2 separate regions of the Homo sapiens genome follow, and region 2 is linked to region 1. The links are chromatin loops, found by intact Hi-C in ENCODE. Cell type or tissue: HepG2. All regions are shown on one strand. Each heading gives the region's core, and the rest is flanking DNA. Links, peaks and the distances in the headings are about the cores only. Region 1 has its middle 14 kb from the start of TRAM2-AS1. Region 2 has its middle 33 kb from the start of PAQR8.

The links. A loop is a pair of places that touch in the nucleus more often than their neighbours do. Peaks named below come from ENCODE experiments on the same cell type or tissue, not always from the same donor. Only the 100,000 strongest peaks of a DNase experiment are listed, where the experiment ranks them.
Region 2: a loop joins it to region 1, with 21 times the contacts of the local background. A loop is called at or near these places in 1 of 110 quality-filtered maps.

Annotation. Positions count from the first base shown.
Region 1 is chr6:52,588,160-52,593,535 of GRCh38, reverse strand. No RefSeq gene overlaps it. Among named protein-coding and RNA genes, the nearest start is that of TRAM2-AS1, 14 kb to the right of the region's middle. RefSeq lists a cis regulatory region at 4,272-4,283 and an enhancer at 4,206-4,350. In HepG2, for the core only: a CTCF peak has its summit at 3,027; DNase peaks (open chromatin) are centred at 2,725, 3,015, 3,275, 4,245 and 1 weaker place; H3K4me3 peaks cover 248 bases.
Region 2 is chr6:52,326,224-52,331,599 of GRCh38, reverse strand. No RefSeq gene overlaps it. Among named protein-coding and RNA genes, the nearest start is that of PAQR8, 33 kb to the left of the region's middle. RefSeq lists enhancers at 4,647-5,253, 5,254-5,376. In HepG2, for the core only: no CTCF peak of the experiment used is centred there; DNase peaks (open chromatin) are centred at 2,750, 3,169, 3,739 and 4,929; H3K4me3 peaks cover 1,680 bases.

The DNA of each region.
Region 1 (5,376 bases), core at 135-5,134:
AGACAATCATCTCAATTAGGAGGTACAATCTATAGGCAGTGTCATGGGCTGGGGAGATCTGTTCATCCAAGACTAATCCCCAGCCATAACTGGAAATATAGGGGCCTTGCCTAGCCCCTAAAGAGGGTGTCAGGAGAAACTAGGCAGGAGGCCAGGACCTTAGTTAAATAGGCAAAAGTTTAGGGAGGAGGTGGGTAGTATGAGTACTATAGTAGGACCAAGATACTACTAATAGGTAGGACAGACAAATTAATTACCAAGCAGTAAATCAAGGTATTATTGAAATGGACCAATAATAAAGGTGTTAAATTTTATCTGGGATGACTTAACTACAAATAACAGAATATTGGGATGATCTGGGATGATTTAGCTATAAGTAACAGACTATTGGGATGATTTTAGCTACAAGTAACAATATTTAACTAACAGTGGCTTAAGCAATAAAGATAGCAAAGTATCTCTCAAGAAGTCTGGAAGTAGGTGCTTTAGGATTGGCTTGGTGGCTAAACATTGTTATCAAAAGGCCAAGCTCTTTCTACTTTTTCACTTTGATACTCTTACTGCTGTTCTCAGTGTGTCTGCTTTTATTCTTGATGTTAGGGCCTTATGGTCATTAGATAGCTGCCAAGCTCACATCACCTCAATCAAAGCAGACCTCCTTAATGTCTCTCTTTTTAATCAGAGAGCAAAATCCTCCCTGCAAGCCTCAGCAGATTTCTCTCTACATTTCATTGGCAAGGATGGTTTACATACTGTAATAGGCAGAATAATGCTGTCAAAGATGTTCAAATTCTAGTCCCCTGGAACCTGTGACTATGTTACCTTACATGGCAAAAGGGACTTTGCAGATATGATTAAGGGCATGAATCTTGAGATGGGGAGGCTATGCTGGATTACCAGTGCGCCCCATCTAATCACATTAGCCCAGGGGAGTAAGGGAGATGGCAGCGTGGGAAGTATTTGGGGATGAGATGTAGGAGGTGATGTATAAGAACAGGAGAGAGATCCCTTAAATATGTATAAATATAATGTAGCAATAAAAACAAACAAGTGCCACCTGTAACTACTGCTAATAGGAATGTGCACTCAGGGCAACTTGAATGTATGCCCTCAGGTGGCTATCCTCAAGCTTTAGCCTAAAAAAAACTCTATACTTAATCATTAAAAAAAAAACAAAAAAACCACAAAAAACAAAAAAAAAAGAGAGGCTGCTAGAAGCTAATAGAGACCCCCAGATAACAGATAGCAAGGAAACAGGGACCCCAGTCCTGCAGCTGCAAGGAACTAAAATCAGCCAACACCTGATACAGCAAGGAAACAGATTCTACCCTCAAGCCTCCAGAAAGGAACACAGCCCTGTGGACACCTTGATTTTAGCCCAGTGAGACATGAACCAGACTTCTGGCCTATATCACTGTAAGAAAATAAATGTGTGTGGTTTTGAGCTAAAGTTGTAGTAATTTGTTACAACAGCAACAGAAAACTAGTACACATACCCTCCCCTAAAGTAGCCTGGGGTAACCATGCTTGGCTCACCCTGATTAGGGAATGTCTCCTGGGAATGGGCAACAGGCCATGTTCCCTGAGTGTGCTGTCAAGTATCCATAAAATAAGGAATGAGATGAGTGGAGAACAAACAGGTAAGGAGCACGGTAGTAGGCCTGGGGTTCAGCAGGTAAGCTCCAGGATACACAAGCCAGTTGTTTTCAGTCATCTTCTCTTCTAATTGGTATGGTAATTCTTTTTTTTTTTTTTTCTTTTGAGACGGAGCCTTGCTCTATCACCCAGGCTGGAGTACAGTGGCACAATTTCAGCTCACAGCAACCTCTGCCTCCCAGGTTCAAGCGAGTCTCCTGCTTCAGCCTCCTGAGTAGCTGGGAATACAGGCACCTGCCACAATGCCTGGCTAATTTTTGTATTTTCAGTAGAGACAGGGTTTCACAACAATGGCCAGGCTCGTCTCAAACTCATGACCTCAATGTTCTGCCCGCCTCAGCCTCTCAAAGTGTTGGGATTACAGGTATGAGCCAATGCACCTGGCCTGGTATGGTCATTAAACACTTTGAATATCACCCTTGGTTATATCTAGGGAGCTATATAGGTTCCCAGATATCACCCCATTACACTAGGACCCAGTCCTAACTGGGAAAACAAACTCAGAGTATGGGCACACAGGTTCCCGGCTTCTGGCAGAGCTGCTAGAGCTCAAATCTGGAGAATGCTACTTCCAGTATTTCAGCAAATCCAAGAGGCCTTCAGTCACGATGCACCATTATTTTACAAACCACTAAGAAAGAAAAAGTGCCACAAAACAATGACATGTCATTGATTGTAACATCAATGTTAAATGAGTAAGAGGTTAATATGAGAAAAAGTGTGCATCTTAGAATCAACCAAATATGATGATACAAAATTTTCACAAATGGTAAGGGTTAACCCTTGATGTGCTGCTGGCTCAGTCAAAATTGGTCGGGGAATTGGGGGAATGTATACTCATGGGTGTCTAGCTAGGGAAGGCAGAGGCCAAGGTGGGAAGGCGAGAGTGTTGCTCCTGGAGTTCCTTGAAGCCAAGCTAAGGGATGTGAACTTCCTCTAGCAGGCAGTCACTGAAGGTTTCCTGGCATGACAGTATGATGCTGGTGTCTCTGATCATATGTTCCCCTGGCATCTGAAACATCTGAAACAGTATTTATGACTCCATCTCATATCAAAGCATAAACAGTCACTCCCCTCTTGCCCAAGACAGTTGGAATGGAGCAGTTGTTGAGGTCATCTTTGACTAGCACTGGTCAGTGCATTTACCCCGGTTACAAGTGAGGACACACTCAAAAGACAGCTTTATTTTAGTAAGGAGCTCAGGTTTACTCATCCTGATGTGCAGGGCACATGCGTCCTCTGCGTCCTCAAGTGATGGACAAGCCCTCTTTGCGCCCTCCCCAAGACTTTGCCCTGGGGTCCCCAGAGGCAGCAGGGATTACACCAAAGGCTTACTCTGGACAGAGGAAAAGGTTGCACAGAGCCTTTAGGTGTCACCAAAGATCAATGTTGCCTCCTATTTCTTCTCTTTGCCTAGGACTGACCCTGAGTCCAGAAAATTTGAAGAGCTTTCTGAATACTTTTATCATTAGGAAAAAAAATGACAGCATCACCATATGGAAAAGGCCCTAAGAAATCACCTCAAATCCCACAGTTTTTCTGATTAGAAAACAGAAACTTGGGAAATGAATGTGTCTGACCTGAGGTAACCTACCTAGAAACAGCAGAGCTGGGCAGGGATCCAGGTTTCCTGCCATCCCCAGGGCATGCCAGGAAAGGCAGCCGGATGAGTGCACAAAGCCCCTCCCCAGGCATGCTAGGGGTCTGTCTTTTGCAAACTCAGGGCCTTGAAAAAGTCACTTAACATCTTTCTTTTTCCTTTTATTTATTTATTTATTTTTGAGACAGAGTCTCATTCTTGTTGCCTAGGCTGGAGTGCAGTGGCACAATCTCAGCTCACTGCAACCTCTGCCTCCCAGGTTAAGGCGAGAGTGTTGGTCAAGTGATTCTCCTGCCTCAGCCTCCCGAGTAGCTGAGATTACAGGCACCCACAACCATGCCTGGCTGATTTTTGTATTTTTGGTAGAGACGGGGTTTCACCATGTTGGCCAGGCTGGTCTTGAACTACTGACCTCAGGTGATCCACCCACCTTGGCCTCCCAAAGTGCTAGAATTACAGGCGTGAGCCACCTTGCCGGGCCTTTTGTTTTGTTTTGTTTTTTGAGACAGAGTCTTGCTCTGTTGCCCAGGCTGGAGTGCAGTGGTGCAATCTTGGCTCACTGCAACGTCTGCCTCCCAGGTTCAAGCGATTCTTGTGCCTCAACCTTTGGAGTAGCTGGGTTTACACCACACCCGGCTAATTTTTGTGTTTTTAATAATGACGGGATTTCACCATGTTGGCCAGGCTGGTCTTGAACTCCTGACTTCAAGTGATCTGCCCATCTCCCAAAGAGCTGGGATTACAGGCATGAGCCACAGCACCCGGCCTTCCATTCTCTCGACTACAAAATGAGGCTAGTAATAATACCTACTGCAGAGCCTTGTTGGAAAGATTAAGGCTTAGCCCTTAGACCTGCCAGGGAGTAATTGTCCCTACAGAGTCATCATATTGCTGTTACTGTTTTATGCAATCCCAGGCTGCCTCCATCACCTCGCTCCTGCTATCAAGATGAAGGTCTGCACTTTGAGACTTAGGGGCAGAGGAATCTATGGAATTTGCTCCCTTTGCTAATCTGGCAAAGTCAACAAATCATGTCTGTTCAACCCGAGAGGAGCCTCTGGAGATGTTAGGTCACGGCATGGAGCAGTTTCAAGTGAGAGGCATAGAGTGCAGGATGGAGGGAGAGTCAACAGCACAGCAGGGGAAAGGAATAGGCTTTCTGAGGGCTTGGGGAGGCCAGTTGAGTGTGGAAAGGAAGGGAAAGGGGTGCATGAGCTATGAGGGGGCCTGGGTGAGGGCACTTGGCACGGGAGCAGAGTGTAGAAGGCCAGGAAGGGGGACTGTGATGTGGGCATTTATGGCTAGAAAAAAAGGGGACTCAGTGCCTATGAAAAGAATCATTTTCTGTGGAGCTCAGGAAGGGCCTCTCACAGGAGATTTCCTACATGGGGCTCCAGGCCTTGGCTGTCTTCCCAGGGAAAGGTGGTGTTTGCCATGGGGAACTTGCACACTGCATGGCTTAATTCACACAGAAATGTTGCCCACTCCTGTCTCTGGCACTGCTAGTCTCCCTGAGCCTTGTTCAGCTGGGAACAAACATGCTCTTTCCTTGAACCACACTCTTCAAATGTCTCAATGCAAGACACTGAGGTCAGGGCAGAAGTGGAATAGCGGGGCATGGTAGGTACGAATAATGTTGGAGTAAGGGGAAGTGAGAGCCATGAGGGAACTATTTCAAAGAAATGGGCCCTCGGCACTGGGCTTTGGTGTGGCCCTGGGATTGCTGGCCAGCCCCAGTCCACTGGTCATGCAGACATGGCTATTCAGCAAAGCTGGACATAGTCCAAGGCAAGGCCCCCTTGGAGAGAAGAATTTCAAAATTAAAAACAAAACCAAAAGAAAGCACAATCAACTCCCGCTCCTCTTTTTCCCACCCCTAGTCAAATAGTACAGTCTACACTGTTGAAAAATCACATCTCAGGAACAGCACACACTTTCTGACAGCATCTGCCAAGATTTCCGATGAGGCTGATAGAAACGTGTTCCATTGTCATGTTGGATAATGAGTAGACGGGAGTCCTTGCACATCTGTTCAGGCAAGATAATGGTAATATTATTACTAGAGGCATTGTGCTGCAAATACAATCTATTTTTTGTCTCTCCTACCCCCTGCTCATATC
Region 2 (5,376 bases), core at 292-5,291, 260 kb after region 1:
ACCACAGACTACTCAGGGAAGGGGTATTATATTCATAAAAACATTTTATAAACATGTGAGTAAGTAAAATATTCACTTAATGATATACCTGTCCTATGAATGTTTTCTTCCTTTCTATTTTTTCTCTTTTTTAAACTAAAAATGTAATTATTGGAAAACATAAAGATAAATTGGAAATAAATATAAAGTTATAAAGAAGCACTACAATACTTAAATCTCCATTGGTATTAGAGGTTATATAGCGTTCTTCTCTAAGAGCTAGGACAAAGACAAGCTGGAATGTGAGTTATATGTGCTATTTCCTCAGCTCTGGCATTAACACCATTCAAAATAATATTTAAAAGCAAGTAGCAGGACGGGCATGGTGGCTCATGCCTGTAATCCCAGCATTTTGGGAGGCCGAGGCAGGTGGATCACGTGAGGTGGGGAGTTTGAGATCAGCCTGACCAACATGGAGAAACCCCGTCTCTACTAAAAATACAAAAAATTAGCCGGGCATGGTGGCACATGCCTGTAATCCCAGCTACTCAGGAGGCTGAGGCAGGAGAATCTCTTGAACCCGGGAGGCAGAGGTTGTGGTGAGCTGAGATCACACCATTGCACTCCAGCCTGGGCAACAAGGGCGAAACTCCGTCTCAAAAAAAAAAAAAGCAAAAAACAGGTAGCTGAGAGTGCTGTTATTAAAGGCATAGCCTGGTACCTATTTTAATTTATGTAAAGCAAGTCATTCACAATTTTAATTCTTTATTATTTTCCAGTTTTAAATACAACGTATATAGAAACAATCCCCATGTATGGGTGTGATTACCACTGTACCTTGCCATTCTGCATGCAAATCTGATTACATCATGCCTTGCTAAATAGCTTTCAGAGGCTCCACACCCCATTGAGATAAAGAGTAAGTTCCTCCAACTAGCATTTCACACCCTGTGTGAAGTGGCCCTTGCTCCAGCTCCTGCCATGTCTCCATATCCACACTCCATTCCAGCCGAAGCAAACCAATGACAAGTTTTCCAATGCACCATGCTCTTTTCTGACTCTGGCTCTTTGAAAGTATTGATCCATCTAGAGAGATTATCTTTCTCCCACTCTTGCCTTCTGAGAACTCTAAGAACTCCCCCAAGATACAGTTTATGTGTCACCTTCTCCCAGAAGCTCCGCCTGAAATCACTCTCAGCCCATACCCAACTCCCAGGCTGAATTAGGTGCCCTCTCCACGCCACCCTCCCCTCACCCTTCACTTTCTCCAAGGCTCCCTCAGCACCCTCAGCCATAGCACACTATTGTTAACTGTCTATTTACATATTGGTTCTTCCCATTAACTGGTCTGATTTTTAAAGTTGGAGGTTGATTTTACATAAATGTATTACTCCAAAATAGTAATGCCTAAACAAATATTTGTAAAATGAATGAGTAATCAACAAATGAACAAATGAATGAATAAAAATGTTGGCTTCTCTAGTACACAATCTACACATGCTTTATGCAATTTATAAAGACTATTCACTTGCCAATACAGAAAAAAAAATGATTTTGCATCTTATTGCAGGCATCTAAGTGTGTATTAGGTTAGCTAAAATTTGGCATCAAAGATCAGGTACAGTCACTCAGGCCTGTTATCCTAGCACTTTGGGAGGCCAAAGTGGGCGGATCACTGAGGTCAGGAGTTTGAGACCAGCCTGGCCAACATGGTGAAATCCTGTCTCTACTAAAAAATACAAAAATTAGCCAGGAGTGGTGGTGCACGCTTGTAATCCCAGCTATTTGGGAGGCTGAGGCGGGAGGATCACTTGAACCTGGGAGGCGGAGGTTGCAGTGAGCTGAGATCGCGCCATCGCACTCCAGCCTGGGAGACAGAGCGAGATTCTGTCTCAAAAAATAAAAATAAATAAAATCTTGGCATCAGAATTTCAGGAACTGAGAGCTTGTTAGGCAAGAAGACTAAATAAGTGGTCTTTAACTGGAGCTTATCCAGTGGTCCATGAACTCCCTGAAATGATATGCAAAATTATATTTATGTATTTGTGTAAGCCTGCACCTCACATTCATGTGTTCTCCTTTATAGGGCAGGTCAGCAAGGCTTCTTTGAAAGGAGGAGTGGGGCCTGGTGCGGTGGCTCACACCTGTAATGCCAGCACTATGGGAGGCCGAGGCAGGTAGATCACCTGAGGTCAGGAGTTCACGACCAGCCTGACCAACACGGAGAAACCCCATCTCTACTAAAAATACAAAATTAGCCAGGCATGGTGGCACATGCCTGTATGCCCAGCTACTTGGGAGGCTGAGGCAGAAGAATCACTTGAACCCAGGAGGCAGAGGTTGCCGTGAGCCGAGATAGCGCCACTGCACTCTAGCCTGGGCAACAGAGCGAAACTCTGTCTCAAAAAAAAAAAAAGAGAAAAGAAAAAAGAAAAGAAAGGAAGAGTGGAAAGCAGCCAGGTCTATTGCAGACAAAGCACCATGGAAACACTTTAATAGGCAATGAGTAGACCGAGAATGGGGTGGGTGATCATAAGAATGAGATGGCAGCTGCAAAGAAGGGACAATTCAAACATTTTAATTTATTATTGGGTTCTCACCTGGTGAAGTGTGCCACAGTCAAATATAGCATTAAAAATATATTTACCAATCCAAGTGTGACAGGATCAAACTTCACCCTCCCCCCACACTCCACTCTATTAAGGAGTCTGTGTTTGCCCTTTGTGTGATGTTTACTATGAGGGAGGGAGAATTGAAAAGTGCAGAGAAAGACAAATTTAACTTACAAAAATTTTCTGCGTATATACTTGTAAAGGAAAAGAATACATTCAGAAGGTAGATGAAAGGGGCTTTTAGGGTTTGCCAGCAGTAGATAAGACAGATGTAGAGAGCAGCAGCTTGGATGGAGGGAACTCAGAAATGAGCTGTCCAAGTAGGATTTTTTAAAGTATAATTTTTTTTATTAAATGTGATAAAACTTCCTTTTCACCAGGCTTCCTAAAGACATAAATTATCTTTCAAGGTCTTGGGAGGTAGATTCGTGTGTCTGATTAGCGTGGGTTCCACATGGCAACAGGCCTCAAAGCAGAAGCACACAGTACTTGATTTATTTGTTGGGGTTACACAAGCTTCCCTGCCTGTTCTGCTGTGGGACAGCCTGGAGTCCACACCCACACTAGCCTATTTTTGGTCTGGGTTGGGTAGCTTACAAGGAAGGTAAGAGGCCAATTGACCCCTTATCAGTAGTTTCATTAACCAAGCCACTCCCAGATTTTTATTTGTTTGGTGGGAGGTCTGGGTCATCAAGTGGGGAAACTTCCCCAGAACAAGCTACTAAGTCTCCGAACAAAGGAACACAAAAGGTGTTACCATTTTTTCCTGAACAATTGGTGGGTTTTTTGTTTTTGTTTTTTTTTGACAGAGTCTTGCTCTTTTGCCCAGGCTGGAGTGCAGTGATGTGATCTCAGCTCACTGCATCCTCTGCCTCCTGGGTTCAAGTGATTCTCCTGCCTCAGCCTCCTAAGTAGCTGAGATTATAGGCGTGTGCCACCATGCCTAAGGGAGGAGACCACCCCTCATATTGTCTTAAGCCCAATTTCTGCCTCCAAGAAAGAAGTAAAAACTAAAAGGCAGAAATGAAATCCACAGGCAGACAGCCCGGCGCCACACCCTGGGCCTGTAGTTAAAGATCAACCCCTGACCTAATCGGTTATGTTATCTATAGATTACAGACATTGTATAGAAAAGCACTGAAAGTCCTTGTCCTGTTCTGTTCCGTTCTAATTACCAGAACATGCAGCCCCCATTCACGTACCCCCTGCTTGCTCAATCGATCACGACCCTCTCACGTGGATCCCCTTAGAGTTGTGAGCCCTTAAAAGGGACAGGAATTGCTCACTTGGGGAGCTTGGTTGTTGGAGACGTGAGTCTTGCTGAAGCTCCCAGCCAAATAAAGCCCTTCCTTCTTTAACTTGGTGTCTGAAGGCTTTTGTCTGTGGCTTGTCCTGCTACAGCCCGGCTAATTTTTGTATTTTTTTTTTTTTTTTAGTAGAAATGGGGCTTCACTATGTTGGCCAGGCTGGTCTCGAGCTCCTGACCTCATGATCCGCCTGCTTCAGCCTCCCAAAATGCTGGGATTACAGGCGTGAGCCACTGCACCCGGCCACTAAGCCCTTTTTCTTGTAGTTATCCTCCTATGAAGATAGCAACTTTATCCAAGGTTCGTTCCCCCTCCCAGGGCAGGCTCCATTCAATGACTGGTCAATGTCCCCAACATGGGGACAACTCTTCAGGGTCATCCCAGTTCCAGAGACCCATGTGGTGCAAGAAAGCAGGCGCTGAAGCTGGTCACCCACCAACTGGCTGGAAAGAAGGAAAAGAAAATCTGGGGACCCAATTCACTATGCCAAAAGAAAAAAACATTAAGCTGAAAGCTGAGTTATGGAAGAAACTGCCTTTCCTTTTGTTCCTAAGCAAATAACTACAAATACAAGGCTAAATATCTCCACAGGAGATATTTAAATAAAAGGCTAAATACCTCCATTCTATGTTCACCTTATATAAAGTGCCGATTTACTGAGCACAATATGAATACATCATTGACTATCCCCCTACCTACTCCTTTTCCCTTGCAACATGTAGACTACCATACCCTCCTTCTTTCCCCTCCAGCCCACTTTCCCTCTTTGGATATTGAAGACCTCAAATTCATCTTTAGAGAAAGTCACAGACCACAGATTACTTCTGTGATTCTGTGTTTCTTTCTTCTGGGCATGTCCTTAACCTTGGCAAAATAAACTTCTAAATTGATGGAGCCCTGCCTCAGATACTTTCTGGTTGACAGACCCATCACGGGTGGTTGGTAGAGCATGGATAAAGCCTTGCACACAGTAGCAGAATGATTGCTAACACTTTCTGGAAGGGCATACCTTTGGAAGGGAATGCACTGGCTGGGGCAATGGAACCAGTATTTGAGAAGCATGAGGAAATTAGCAATTATAAGGACAGTAGGATCAGATGACTGTTGCTGAGGGCAAAAGATGTTCTGGAGAAAGACAAGGAAAGGCTGAGGGTGATTAACCCAGCAATTAAATCAGCTAAACATAAAAGTCAGAGGGCTTTCTTGTCAGTACAAGGAGACTCTCATCTATAGCTGGAGAACAGACAAGGTTGAAGATCAGGCTAGGCACTGAAGCACAAAAGTACAAGGTTCCAAAGAAAAAAGATTAAATTCTCAGCAGCTAAAGGAGGAAAAGGACTACAGGAGCTGCAGGACCTGGTCAGTCTGCACCAGCAGAGCTGAAAGAGATTGAGGCAGGAGAATAGGGCCTAGAGACAGCGAACTTAAGGCCAATTTGTGCTGACTTCCTAAAAGAGAAAACACCAAGTTCTGGGAGC